3 separate regions of the Homo sapiens genome follow, and regions 1 and 3 are each linked to region 2. A link is a loop called in an ENCODE intact Hi-C map of the cell type or tissue named here. Cell type or tissue: GM12878. All regions are shown on one strand. Links, peaks and the distances in the headings refer to the core of each region. The heading gives the core; the rest is flanking DNA.

Region 1 (4,373 bases), core at 674-3,173, 390 kb before region 2:
GGGACAGCAGGCAGAGGGTGGCTGTCACCATTTTCAATGCCATTCCGGCCCCAGCATGGTTCCTGTAGGGCCTAGATGTGTATCTTGCTGTTGCATGTCATAAATTGCCCTCTGTTCTTTATATTTGAGTTACTGTGACTGAGTTTTTCTTTCTGGCAACCAGGTAAGTTGCAATTAAAATAAAGTGCCCTTTATGACTATATTATATATTATATTACTATGTATTATTGTTATGTCACTATAAACTATATTATTATAGTTCTTTGGGTTTCAGATGTGTATTTTTCTCTACATTTTAATATTTCTGAAAATGGGATGATGCACTTTTTTTTTTTTTGAAGACAGAGTCTCACTCTGTCACCCATGTGTGGTAGCATGATCACAGCTCACTGCAGCCTCCACCTCTTAGGGTCAAGCAATCCTCCTGTCTCAGCCTCCCAAGTAGCTGGGACTACAGGCACAAGTCAGCAATGCTCAGCTAAATTTTTAATTTTTTGTAGAGACAGGTTCTCATTACGTTGCCCACAGTGATCTTGAACTCCTGGCCTCAAGGGATCCTCCTACCTCGGCCTACCAAAGTGCTGGGATTACAGTTTGTGAGCCACCACACCCAGCTGGATGCACTTTTTATCTCACTTGTTACCTTTTATGTTTAGTGTGGTAAATTTTTCCCCCGTCTCTCTCACAACTGTTAGTGAATTCAGGTTCTGTCTTAAGATCAGCTTCCCCCATGGATATGGAAGCTCCCTGAGGGAAGGGTCACAACAGTGCCAGGCACGTAGCAGATGCCCAGTAAATACATAGTAGGATGAATGACCATCAGCCACAGGCATCATGGAATTAGGAAATTATCCACACATGGTGGGGACCACCCCCTCACCATCGCCTATCCCACCTGCTCTGGGCATGGTGATGACGGTGGTGCTGGCCAAGGCAGCCCTGCCTGGCAGTGCATTGCTCCGGGCTCCGTGACTCCAGTGAGAACAAGGCACCAAACCCTTTGGAACTGTGGACACTTGACTCATTTCAGAGTTTATGGTCAAGGGCAGTTGCCTCATATTAGGTGCTGAACACAGGCCAGCCAATGTGCTGAGCTTTTTACAGGCTCCTTCTTCAACATATGTGGATATGAAATAAATCAGATCCAGTAAAAGCTGACACGTCTGAGTGAGGGATGCGGGCTGAGATGGAGACAAGTACCCATGCTAAAGACTGTTCTGGCAGGGGCTGAGCCTAGGGCTGGGGCTGCTCCCCTGGTCCTGTGTGTCCTTCCCCAGCTTGGCTGCAGTTGGAGGCGATGCCCCAGGGGACACTCTCAAGGTCTGGGTGCAGTGGTGAGCATGGGCCTGGGGGGCTGTGTCCTCAGGGAGCTCCCAGCTGTGAAGAAAAGCACCTGTCCTCAGCCTGTGCTCTCAGGCCTGAGAGCTCCAGGTCACCTAACCCTGCAAGTGAACTTCTAGTGACGCCAGATTTGGGCTGGCCTTAGGTGACCTGGGGAGGGGAAGGGGGACTGAACTGTTTTCCCGCCATATGCAGGATAATCAGAAGCCAGTGCAGGGCCCGCCCATACCCTCCGAAGAGACCCACCCTCCTGCCCAGGGCGTATCGGATGTGGGGGAGAAGAGGCCTTCTCAGGCTCACCCCCACGCTGGAGCTAAGGTGGCACTGACAGGGCCAGGGAAGGGCAGTCAGACGGAAGGGAGGAGGCCCTGGGTGGGCAGCACAGAAGAAGCCTCAGGCATCAGCTGCTCTGGCTTTTGCCTGGAAGTGGAGGATGAGTGGAGACACTGGGATTTAGTCATCAGGAGGCCATGGGTGACCGTCAGGAAGGCATTTTTGGGGAGTGGCAAGGGGAGCCCAGATGCGGGGCTGGGAACTTTCCCTGGCAGGAGAAACATTTCCTCAAGAATTGGAAAGAGCTTTGGCCTGAGGAATTCTGGGACAAGCTGGTGTCACCCGAGTGGTGTCACCTGGAGACCCTCCCAAGCCCTGTCATGGGGAGGTTTGCAGCCTGCAGCAGGATTGGGGTGTTGGGGTTTCCCAAGCTGCCCTTAGAGCTGGCCAGGCAGGTTTGCAGAATAATTACAAGGGCCCGATGTGGAGAGTGTTTGCATATGATTTGCACATGAATAGCCTGAGCTTTCTGTTCCCAGGCAATTTTCAAGTTAAATATTAATTGTTGCTGCCCTTAGGGTTTTCATTTCTTGATTCTGCCTTCTCTGTTTCTTCTCACCCACTTGCTGTCAGTGACTCAGATCTCTGCATGGCGGGGGAAGGGAGGGAGATGCCAGGGTGGGAGGCAGGGGCTGGGTGTACAAGGAAGGGAAAGAACGCAGAGGCGGAGCTGGCAGGTGTTGGGGAGATCAGATACCTACTCCATACAAAAGCAATAAGCATGCAAAGCAACAGACCAGCCAGCGCTGCTACAGAAACTTCCCGGAACTCTCCCAGCCCCAGGCAAGGTCCTATCTTTCTTAGTGATGTGGAGAGCTGTGGTCTCTTGGCCCTACCCTAGGCCAGAAGGACAGTGCCATCTACTTCCTGTCAGCCTGCTTTCCAGGCTCACATGGTTCCATCTCCCCTGTCACCAGAGGTCCTGGCCACAGGCAGCATGTAGGTAGGGCAAGGACAAACTGTCCTGGCTAGAGCTGTGCAGTGCAGCAGTTAGCTCACAGGCTCTATGGCCAGCTGTGCCTGGATTTGGATCTTGGCTGTGTGATCTAACTGTGAAGCTTTGGCAACTGACTTACCATCCAAGGGCCTCAGTTTCCTCTTCTGTAAAACAGAGCTACCAGTAGTGCTTGCCTCATGTTGGTGTTGTAGGGTTGAAGCCAGCTAGTGTGTGTGAAGTACTTAGCCTTGGGCCTTCCTGGCATGTAGACTGTGCTCAATGCAACGGAGCTGTAGATAGTCCTAACCCACGAGTGGGCTGCCTGGTCTCAGCTTTGCACAGTGCCAGGCGCCCCTCACCAGCATTTGATCATCCAGCTTCAGCTTGAACATTTCCTGAGGCAAAGGTTCTCTAGCTCTGTTCTCCTGAGGGTTGTTTGTGACACACACATTATAATTATGGTAAAGGGCCTTTGAGAAGGGAACTCAGAGCCTTTCCAGACAGCAACTTCTGTTCTTCACCAACTCTCATTAGGAGGAAGGACTTCCTTGGGCCGCCTCTGAGCTCCACCCTTGCCAATGGACTCAAATCTGTCCTCTGGGGTAGGAAAGCCTGAAACCCCCTCTTCTCTCTGAGAGCTCATCAAAGATTTCAGGATGGCGCTCCTTTCCTGGGTCTCTTCTTCCCAAGCTGTTTAGACCAAACAACTCGCCCTATCCCCAAAACGTGATGGGTTCCTCAGAGTGGTCTTTGCTGAGCCACTGATAGGGAAGAGGATTCCCCCTTGAGGTTCTCTACCTTGGCCCTGGCTGGGTCCAGAGTCCTCCTGAGGGCGTGAATAACAGCTTAATGTTGATGACAGCTACCTCTTGTTGCGTGTGCTGGGCACTGTGCTAAGTGCTGAAATGCAGACTCTCTTTCCATCTTCACACTCTGAGAGGAAGGGTTATGACCATTACCCCCATTTGCTAGCTGTGGGAACTGAGGCTTAGAGGGGCTAAGGAATTTTCCCCAGATAGCTCAACTGTTATGCTGGGAGACAAAGTGTGATCCAGACCACCGGCAGCTGCCTGCTGTGGGGCCACCTCTCTATGAGGATTTCCCCCCCAACCAGGTTGTCTTTTATTTTTCTTCTGTAGGAAGTGAATGGGCTTGACATATGAATCCTAGAATCTGCCTGTCTCGGTATCTGCACTGTGAGCACTATTTGGGTGTGTGCTTAATAATGCAGCCAGTAATGGTCTTTATTTCTTTTGGCTTTCCTTGTCAATATGATGCCTTGAATTTTTCCTGGGTCTCCTGCATCCGTAGGGATGCCCACGCCAATCTCTCTTTTCTACTGCAGTTACCTCACCCCACCACCCGCACCCCAGCCCCACTCCCAGGTGTCTCAGTGCCTCTGAGACAAAAGCACCATTTTCTCCTCACCCACAAGCTCCAAAACACATTTCTCCTCATTCCATATTATCCTCATGCAACCTGCCCACACCTGCTCTCCCTTAGGCCTGCCCTGGGCTGAGTACTTTCAGCAGCCCAGAGGCTGGGTCCCTGACTTCCCAGAGAAATGCAATTTCTGGATGGGCTCTCTGAGTTAGATGGTCTATGAGTTTCCCCATGACAAAGAACCAAGGCCCCACGAGAGATGATAGACAGCCAGTTCTAACGGCCATGACCTTATCCAAATGTATTCAGCAGAAAAGTCCAGAAATCTCTCTGCAAAACTCAGCCTTGCACCAATATGCCTAGGGAGGGGAAATATGAT
Region 2 (4,373 bases), core at 906-3,405:
AGGCCTGGGTCAGGTTGTGGAGAGCTTTGTACGTCAAACTCAGTGTTTGGAAGTCAGCTGGTAAGCAGTGAGGCACCATTGATGGCTTTCAGCAAAGGACTGTTTTTTGGAAGATCAATTTTGCAACAAGATGCAGAATGGATGAAAGCATAGAGAGCCTGGAGGCAGGGAAACTTGTAAGAACTCTGAAGTGGTACTCAAAGCATCAAGTGAGAACTCAGATTCTGCAGGTAGTCGGGGAATGGAATGGGAAGTACAGGGTGAGAGATATGTCATAGTTTGATGACCGGATATGAGGTCTGAAGGAAGGAAGGAAACAAAGATTCTTTGGGTGGCTAAATGGTGGTGCTGAATGAACAGATACAAACATTTGGGAAAGGAACATTGTATGAAGGGACAATTCATTTATCTCAATGTATGTTACTTTAGAATTGATAGTGGTACACCCACATGAAACTGTTCATCTAAAATACTAGGAGAGCTCATCAGTGTGGCCAGTACTGCAAACTAGAATTGTGGGCCATGCATGAAAAATCAATAGCAACAAAAGTAAGAAGGTTAGTAACAATGGACACTCATGGACAGCCGTTATCCTGCCAGGTATCGATTTAGACATATTACAATGGATTATCTCCTTTAGTCACCCCTACAGTACTCTGAGGCATATATTATTATCCTTATCTTACAGATATGGAGATTGAGCCTTAGAGAGGTAAAGTGATTTGCCCAAAGTCACACAGTTAATAAGGTGTCACACCACAACTAGAAGTCATGTGTGTCTGCCTTGGAAGGCTGAGCTCACAACATCAAACCTCAGCCTCTTGGTTCAGGGGATTTCCTTCCTGCGTGCAGTTTTCTTTCCTCTCCACTAGCCTGTTGAACTCAGAGCCTGTGTTCACTCTTGGTTTCCCAATGCATATGGAAAAATACCCTCTTTCTTCACTAAATTAACCAAAACCCCCCATGGTGCTACTCACACACCTACTCATCCTTTGCAGGTCTGACTTCTCTCCTGGAGGCTCCCTCACTCTCTTCTGCCAGAAATGAGACCCGGGGAAAAACAGCGGTATCATCTATATCCCTGCTGTACGTGAGGTCACTGAATTCCCCTGATCAGTCCCTCTCTCACAGCTTAGCATCTAGACTTCACGGTCATGGCCTCTTCCCCTCACCTTGTCTGGCAGCAGGGCCGGTTCACACCTTGCATGTGTTCCTTCATGTTTTAGCTCCCAGAGGTAGATGGCAAAATAACCACAACCCTTCTTCTTCCTGCAACCATGCCCTTGAAACATGACCCTGAAGCCCCTTTCATCAAGAGGTAGAGTCTGTTTCCCTTCACTTTGGGTCCAGGCTCGCCTTGTGACCTGCTTTGACCATTAAAATATGATGGAGTCATATTTTGCCCATTCCAAGCCTAGGCTTTAAGATTTCTTACACACATTCACTCTCTTTCGAGACCCCTATGTCTGCCTGGGCTAGCCTGCTGTGGGAAAAGAAGCTATTCGGAGCAGAGAGGCATAGCTCATTGTCCCAGCCAAAGCCTGAGACATGAGAGAGCCCAGCCAAGATGAACACAACCACCCATCCACCCAACACACCAACACCACTGACTGTGGGTGCCTGACAGAGCAAGCTGTGCCCAGACTAAATTGATGACTTACAGAATCTTGAGCTAAACAAATGGTTGTTCATCTTTTTTAAACTACTAAGTTTAGAGATTTCATAGCGGTATCTAATACACTACCCTTTTCTCACTAAGATATCAACAATATCTACATTTGAGTAGCAATCAGCTAACTGCATTTTATTCTAGAACTTCCTGTACTGCACATATTGGAGGACTCAGTCACCGACTTGCCTGTGGTTGCTATGAGTCGCCTACAGAACTGAAAATGGGAAGCAGAACTAGGCTGGTTGTACTCCTAACCACAAGGACACTCTCCTCCTCAAATGAAAAGGCTCTAATTAAAAGGCAGGAAAGATCAGGTATCTCTGGAGTTCACTTTTAAAATTGTCAAAAAAAACCTCAAAGTCGCTTTGCTTCTGACTATCCATACATTGGAAGACTAATTAACTATGACAAGCTGACCAGTGGAGACCATTTTCATAAGGATGACACGATGATGGATGGGTGCATGCTGTTACAATGTCATTGCTAAAAAAGACGTGATGAGTCCAAGTTCCAATTACTAAGATTCATATACAATACAGAGGTCTTTTTCAAGCCACAGAACCCCATTGCAACAGGCTGACGTGTCGTCTTTTCTGTATTTAAGAGACACATTCATGGGCCGGTGACATACTGAGCTATGCATGCTAGGCCTTCTCTGCATCTGGCAGCTGGAACGAGACACAACTAAGTCTTGTTGCTTCAGGGCTTTGGGTACCAAATGAGGCATTAGCACAATAGAAACACCCAACCCAGAGCAATGTTTTCCCATCTTCAGACTTGGAGGCCAAGAGGCAATAGCAAGGACATTATGTAGATATTTATACAACCATTTAAAACATAACCACTCAAAAATGTCAAAACCATTCTTAGCTTACTGGCTGTAAAAAGTAGGCAGCTGGCTGGATTGGGCCCACGGGCTATAGTTTGCCAACCCTTGCCTTAAATAAACAAACTTGTTAGATTTCTCACTAGTGTTATATTTCTGCAGCTAAAGTTCTCTTAGTTACAGAAAATTTCTCTTAGGTACAGAAAATCTGGTCACAAGAAGTTTGAAAAATAAATTAACATAAAATTATATACAGTCACATATTACTAAGATATGTAACGTATTATATTAGTATATGTTATTATAATATACAATTTTATATTATAATAACATATGATATATATTAATATATTACTTGTATTAAATTAATATATGGATATAATAATATATTAATATATAAATATGCTAATATATTTTATATCAATATAAAATATACTATAGTAATCAATTATATACAGTAATATATTAATTATTATTTGTTTCAGCTAAAGTCACAAACTGTTTTCTTTCCTTCACACAAAAGCTAAAGCTCCCTTATATGGTTCCGGATGTTTCCACTAACTCACGGCTTACCTAAATCTCTCAGTTTTGTAAAACAAAAAATACTCCCTTGTTTTACAAAACGGGGAGATTTGTCTAAAAAAAGCAGCAAACAAACACTGATTTCATTATTGGAGGTGGATGGAAGGAAGAATTTTGCAGTCTCCTATTTTTGTCATCTGTTGATCTAAATGTCTTTTCTGTAAGAAAGTTGAATACTCTGTGACACTAACATTTCGAATTTAAAATTTTTACTTGGGAATACATTCACATGATTCAAGAATCAAATCCATATAAAGAAATATCTTCTAAGAAATCCTGCTTTTCCTCCATTGCCATCCACCCTGTAGATAATCCGGTATGTGTTTCCAGGGCAGTTCCTGTTTGCCCCCTTTTATTTTCCAAAGGTAGCCTATTGTGCATGCTGTGTTGTACTTCCCTCTTTTTTCGTTTAACTTAGGATCTGTCCTGGAAATCTTTCCATATCAGTACATAGAGATGTGGGGATGGATCTAAGAGAATTGAAATTAAGCAGATTTATGTTATAAGCAGTTTATTGAGATATTTTAACTCTATAGGGGTACAGAATTGAAATAATGTTGTTTTCTAAACTGTCTCTAATTCTGCTGAATCCAATCCCTTTTTTGCACTGGGTAGTGGCTCCCTCAACATTTCAACCTGACTCCAAAACTTGACAATTACTTCTGTTTATTAAAACAGTCATTTTCAGTTTTTAAGAGTGGTTTAAACACTTATTCCACACACTGTCCCACGGGCCGGATTTAAGTCTCTTGAGGCTTGGCATGGAGCAGTCGTTGGGTGGCAGGGGTGGGGTGTCTGTACTCACACTCTCCCCCTTTCCCTTCAGTGTTGGGGTAAGAACGGGGACAGGGAGGGAGGACTTTCTCCTTCTGTTGTTGCTATGGAGAAGCTGAGGCCCTCCTTTGGGGCCAGTCACTAGCTGCTCATCTGGCTCACTGCCTGTGGGCTTCACAGAGACAGGTGGTGGTGGCTCTATCTCTTATAGGCAGTGGTGGTATGTATGATTAAGGATAAAATGATGTTATAAGTAGCAGAAAATCCAAACAATCATGGCTTAAGTAAGAAAGAGGTAATGAGAAGTCTGGGGCTATTACGATGGCTTCACAATGTTGTCATTGACTTAAGCTCGTTCTGGCTTGTTGCTCTGTCATCCTAGGGTAGCGCTCTCATCCTCATTCTCACAAAATAGCTGCCAGAGCTCCAGCTATCTCATCCAAGTTACAAGAAATAAGGAAATAAGGAAGAGCGAAAAGAGCTAAAGGAGGAAAGAATATTGTCCATCACAGGAAAACA
Region 3 (4,373 bases), core at 674-3,173, 89 kb after region 2:
CCATGCCAGCATTCCCGCTGAGCCTAGGCCACAGCTGTACAGCTAGCTAAATGCCGTCATATGAGTGACCATTGGCAAGGCCAGCAAAAGAACCACCAAGTTGAGCTCAGCTCTAATTGCAGAATCATGAGCAAATAAACTGGTTATTGTTTTAGGTCACTAAGTTTTGGGATGGTTTGTTACACAGAAAATAGATAGCCAAAAAAGAAATACAAGTATGATTCTATAAAACAGAGGTTGCAAGGATTGTATTATATGTCAAAGGTCTGACCCTTTTCCTTGTGGGGATGATAAAAGGTGGTATAGCTAATTTACTCCCAACCTATAACTGTATTAATCATCTTTAATACAGTTTAATATCTATAGTTGGTAAATAGAGAGGCCCCTTAGACTTGAAATCTCTATTCCAAAAGAGAACTCGGTTTCTCAAAAGGGCTCACTAGCCTGGTGGTGGAGTAACTATTGTTATTCAGTCATACAGAATTATGACACATGACTGCCTATATTGCTTAAATAACAGTTGTATGTGCACTCCTCCAAGTATATTCAGATTATGTGTACTGTAGCTGTGTACAGTAAGTTCAGAGGGGAGGCCAGTAAGCAATGCATCCCATTTCCACAAAGGAAGGGTGTCTGGAAGAGGTGGCATTTTAACTGATTCTAAAGAACTGAAGAGATTCACAGAGTCCCAGAATGCAAATAGAAAGCTGTATCACTCCCCCTATATCTATAGGCAAAGGAATATGCTACTTACCTGGTATGACCTAAAGTGTCTCCCAAACAGACTCATTCTCCCAAATATCACTGCCGACACACACCAGCCTTCTGTGCCCTAAATTCTAAGTAGTAACACCTTGGCCTTCAAGCTGAAAGTTGCCTGTTAAGATGCAAATAGATGAGTCAGAAGGGCACACCTTACACCATTAGCTGCATTAACAACTTAACTCAAATGGGCTTATCAAACAGCTGGAGTCCCCTACAGAGGCCCCAAGAAAATGAGATCAGAGTATGTGGTATTACTACTCAGTGTCCAAAGTCAAGGTAGAGTGGCAAAGAAGTTTCCTGGATGACCGTGGAGAGGACAGCTCTGGTGCAAAAGATACAACATAGAGTGTTTTAGAGGACCCTGAAGAGAGTTTTCAGTGTGGTTCGGGCAATTACCTGGACTTGTTGGACTGAAACTTTGATCCCATTCCCTGCTGATAACCACACTAGTTTGTAGCTTCCATTTTCTGCCAACAACAGAACTTCCAGCAAACAAATTATTCTAGGTGGACACACCTTTTTCTTCTTCCTCCCACAGGTATATACAGGTAAGTATCTGAGACAGGCCCTGCAAAGATCAGGTCACATCTGTTAACAAGGCACTGGTTATATCAATGGCAACTCTGAGACGATTTCTCTGTGCTGAAGTAAGGCACTAAATATAATAGCCTCTTAACTGGCACATTGTTATCAGTATTATTATGGCTTTCTCTTCATGCCTGTCACTGGATTATGGTAATTTTTTTTAGTCATAGGTTTTGATCGGAGTTGAAGTCTCTGAGTTACTGACAGCTCGGGAGAGCTGTAAATGCTCTAAGATTGACTTCCCACTGTCACAAAATCATAACACAAGCAAAAAGTAGAGGTTCTCTCAAGCCTCCTCATGCCAATTAGAAACAAAGCAACTTTCTAAACAGCAGGCTTCTTTTCCAGCAGGCTTCATACCAAAGGAGAGGGAGGCAGAAGGCACCTACCTCTCTCCTCATCCTTCCTCCGAGGTTCAGTGCAAGAAACAATGACCCTGGCAAAGACGATAAGAGAAGCAGATACTGCAATTTAGCTAATGGTGTCTACAGGAAGCTAGAAATCATTCCTTTGACATGCTGTGATACTGAAACAGCATCAGGTCTTGGTGAGTTCTCCTGACCTTGCAGCAGCTGCTCACAGACATTGACTATGGTCACTTATTTGAATAACCACAATAGAGCTGGGAAAATGAGTCATGTTATCTATCCCCTTTGGAGGTTATGAAACCTCCAAAGTGGTACCTCTGGCCTTGTCTTCTTGTCACCATGGAAGTTCCTTCCTGACCAAATGCGACCCCCAGCTGGGAGGCATCTAGGATTAGGCCAAGTGTTAGAGATTACTAAATCTCTTTTCTGTCACTATGGAGAAGTTGTATGAGACCACAGTACCAATCTTAGATAAACTCCAGCTATTTTTTCATTTTGCCTTCAGGGTCCTTCTACTTCTTCCATTTGCAACCCTTTCCCCCTTTCTAGTACCATCATCCTTAGGCCTCCCATGACCAGAATAGACCATTCTGGCATCTAACTTAAGTTAGTCCTTTACATCCATCCAAATCCTTATTTGCCTGAGGTCCTGTTCTCAATTTAACAGGATTGAAAACTCAAGTAATTATCACAGAATGAGATGACCTGAATATATCAGCCAGGATAGGCTAGGTTATGCTGCAGTGATAAACAACCCTAAAATATCAGTGGCAAAAATGAGGGTTTCTCATTCATATTGCATATCCACCACAGGTTGTCAAAAGAATCTGCTCCCCAGAGTAACTCAGTAACCCAGGCCACCATCAGTGATCCAGATCACCATCTTAGAAGTCACCACCAACATCCCCAAGAGAGGAAAGGAACTAGATTCTTATTCTGGCAATTAAATGCACTGGCTGAGAAATTGTATTACTTCCACTCACAAGTCATTGGCCAGAATTCATCACATGACTTCATCCAACCAAAAAGGGGCCAAGAAGTACAATCCTCTTTTGTGCATCAGAAGGCACACAGCCAGAAATATTTGATAGGTTGCATAAATGATGAACATGACAATTATTTTGCACTAAGGAAAAAATGAAGATTTGCAGGGTAAAGAGTTACCCCTCCTAGTGCTGTTTGCTATTACAGTAAAGCTTACTGTGTTCAGTTCTCTTGTACTAGGCAGGATTGACCAGACAATGGAAAAAAAGAAAAACCTCTCCCCAGTTCAGACCCTATGCTTGCTTTATTTGCTCACAGTTCTCAAAGTGGTTTGCCAGAGTGAATCCAAAATTATATAAATATGTGCTGAAGATGAAAATAATAAGGATGAGAATATGTGCTAATCAACTTAAATTTGGTGGGGAGGAGGGAGGTACAGTGGAAGGAGAGTGAATTGGAAGCCTAGACAGAAAACTGAAAGGGATTTTGTACTTATCTGAGATGATAAAAACAAAGATGGATAAGGATAATTTTTGCTACTAGCTGCTAGCTTTCTGGAAGCATGAAAAAAAAAAAAAACCAGGATGAAGATTGCATCAGTCTAAACACGAAGCAGTTCAGGCTTGGGCAGAGTTTGAAGGAAAGAGACATCTAAGATGATGGTGGAGGAATAATGAATGCAAAGAGGTGATGGTGTATGGAAGAATGGAAATGTTTGTTGTTCTTGTATCCAGGAGAACTGCTGAGCTTTAGTGGGAACGCCCTGCAGTGGCAGCACAAAGTTCAGTTTCAGAAAACAGAATTGGCAGCAGAATCATGTTCTCGTGCCCTGGCAAATGCTATATATGTGCCCAGGGCAAAAACAAGCAAAGGAAGATGCAAACCCCAAATATGACCAATATTTGAGCACCTATCATCAAGGCCAAAGCAGGTGGGAGGAGAAATCTCAAAGATCTTTGTGTACCTTGTAGCAATTCCAGGGAAATGAGACTGTGAAGTGATCCCACATCCAATATGTCAGCAAATTCTGTTGGCTTTACCTTCAGCATATAACCAAAAGTAGAATCCACCTTAACGCCTCCACCTGCCACCTTCTTCCAAGCCACTCTAATCTATTGCCTAGATTTGTACAGTAGCATAACTACTCTCCTATTTAAACCCTTGCCTCCCCATTATGCGTTTTCTATGAAGCAGCCAAATGATCCTCTCGAAATGTAATTTCTCGGCTTGAAACTCTCTGATGGCTTCCCATTCTTGTCAGAGGATCCCAAAGCCTTCCCTTGACCTAGAAAGCCAATCTAAGATCCAGTCCCCCAAATATTCTGGGACCTCATGCCCCATCACTCCCTTTCCGCCCACTTGACTTTGGCCACATTAGCCTTGCTGCCCCCTCCGCCAAGCCTTCTGTCTCAGGGTTTTTGCATAGGCTGCCCTCTGTGCCTGGGGGCTCTTCCCCCAGAGACCTGCATCAGGACTGTTCCCATGCTTCCTTGGGGTCTCTGCCCAAATACCGTTTGATCAGTGAAATCTTTCTTAACCATTCTATTTAAAAGAACACACTCCCACCCCCGCCCTGAAGGCCCTCCTAAACTATCTTTCCTTAGCTGGTTTTGTGTGAAATGGGTTGTCACATGTACTGATTTAGTTGTAGTTATAAGTACTCCAAAAGGG

What was found. Hi-C counts contacts between places; a loop is a spot of excess contacts. Peaks named below come from ENCODE experiments on the same cell type or tissue, not always from the same donor. Only the 100,000 strongest peaks of a DNase experiment are listed, where the experiment ranks them.
Region 1: a loop joins it to region 2, with 11 times the contacts of the local background. A loop is called at or near these places in 1 of 110 quality-filtered maps.
Region 3: a loop joins it to region 2, with 4 times the contacts of the local background. A loop is called at or near these places in 1 of 110 quality-filtered maps.

The regions. Positions count from the first base shown.
Region 1 is chr4:152,276,631-152,281,003 of GRCh38, reverse strand. No RefSeq gene overlaps it. Among named protein-coding and RNA genes, the nearest start is that of FBXW7-AS1, 59 kb to the left of the region's middle. In GM12878, for the core only: no CTCF peak of the experiment used is centred there; DNase peaks (open chromatin) are centred at 1,463 and 2,193.
Region 2 is chr4:151,885,204-151,889,576 of GRCh38, reverse strand. All of the region lies in intron 2 of LOC127898557 (a long non-coding RNA gene), which reads right to left. It overlaps LOC102724700 (a long non-coding RNA gene), which reads left to right. Exons shown (of 5, transcript NR_188364.1): 4 at 999-1,086; 5 at 1,814-2,631. Among named protein-coding and RNA genes, the nearest start is that of LINC03074, 69 kb to the left of the region's middle. In GM12878, for the core only: no CTCF peak of the experiment used is centred there; DNase peaks (open chromatin) are centred at 946, 1,466 and 1,966; H3K27ac peaks cover 1,458 bases.
Region 3 is chr4:151,796,406-151,800,778 of GRCh38, reverse strand. It overlaps LOC127898557 (a long non-coding RNA gene), which reads right to left and starts at 1,420. Exons shown (of 4, transcript NR_183042.1): 1 at 1,162-1,420; 2 at 755-877. It overlaps LOC105377488 (a long non-coding RNA gene), which reads right to left and starts at 1,420. Exons shown (of 4, transcript NR_183038.1): 1 at 1,162-1,420; 2 at 755-877. In GM12878, for the core only: no CTCF peak of the experiment used is centred there; a DNase peak (open chromatin) is centred at 1,878.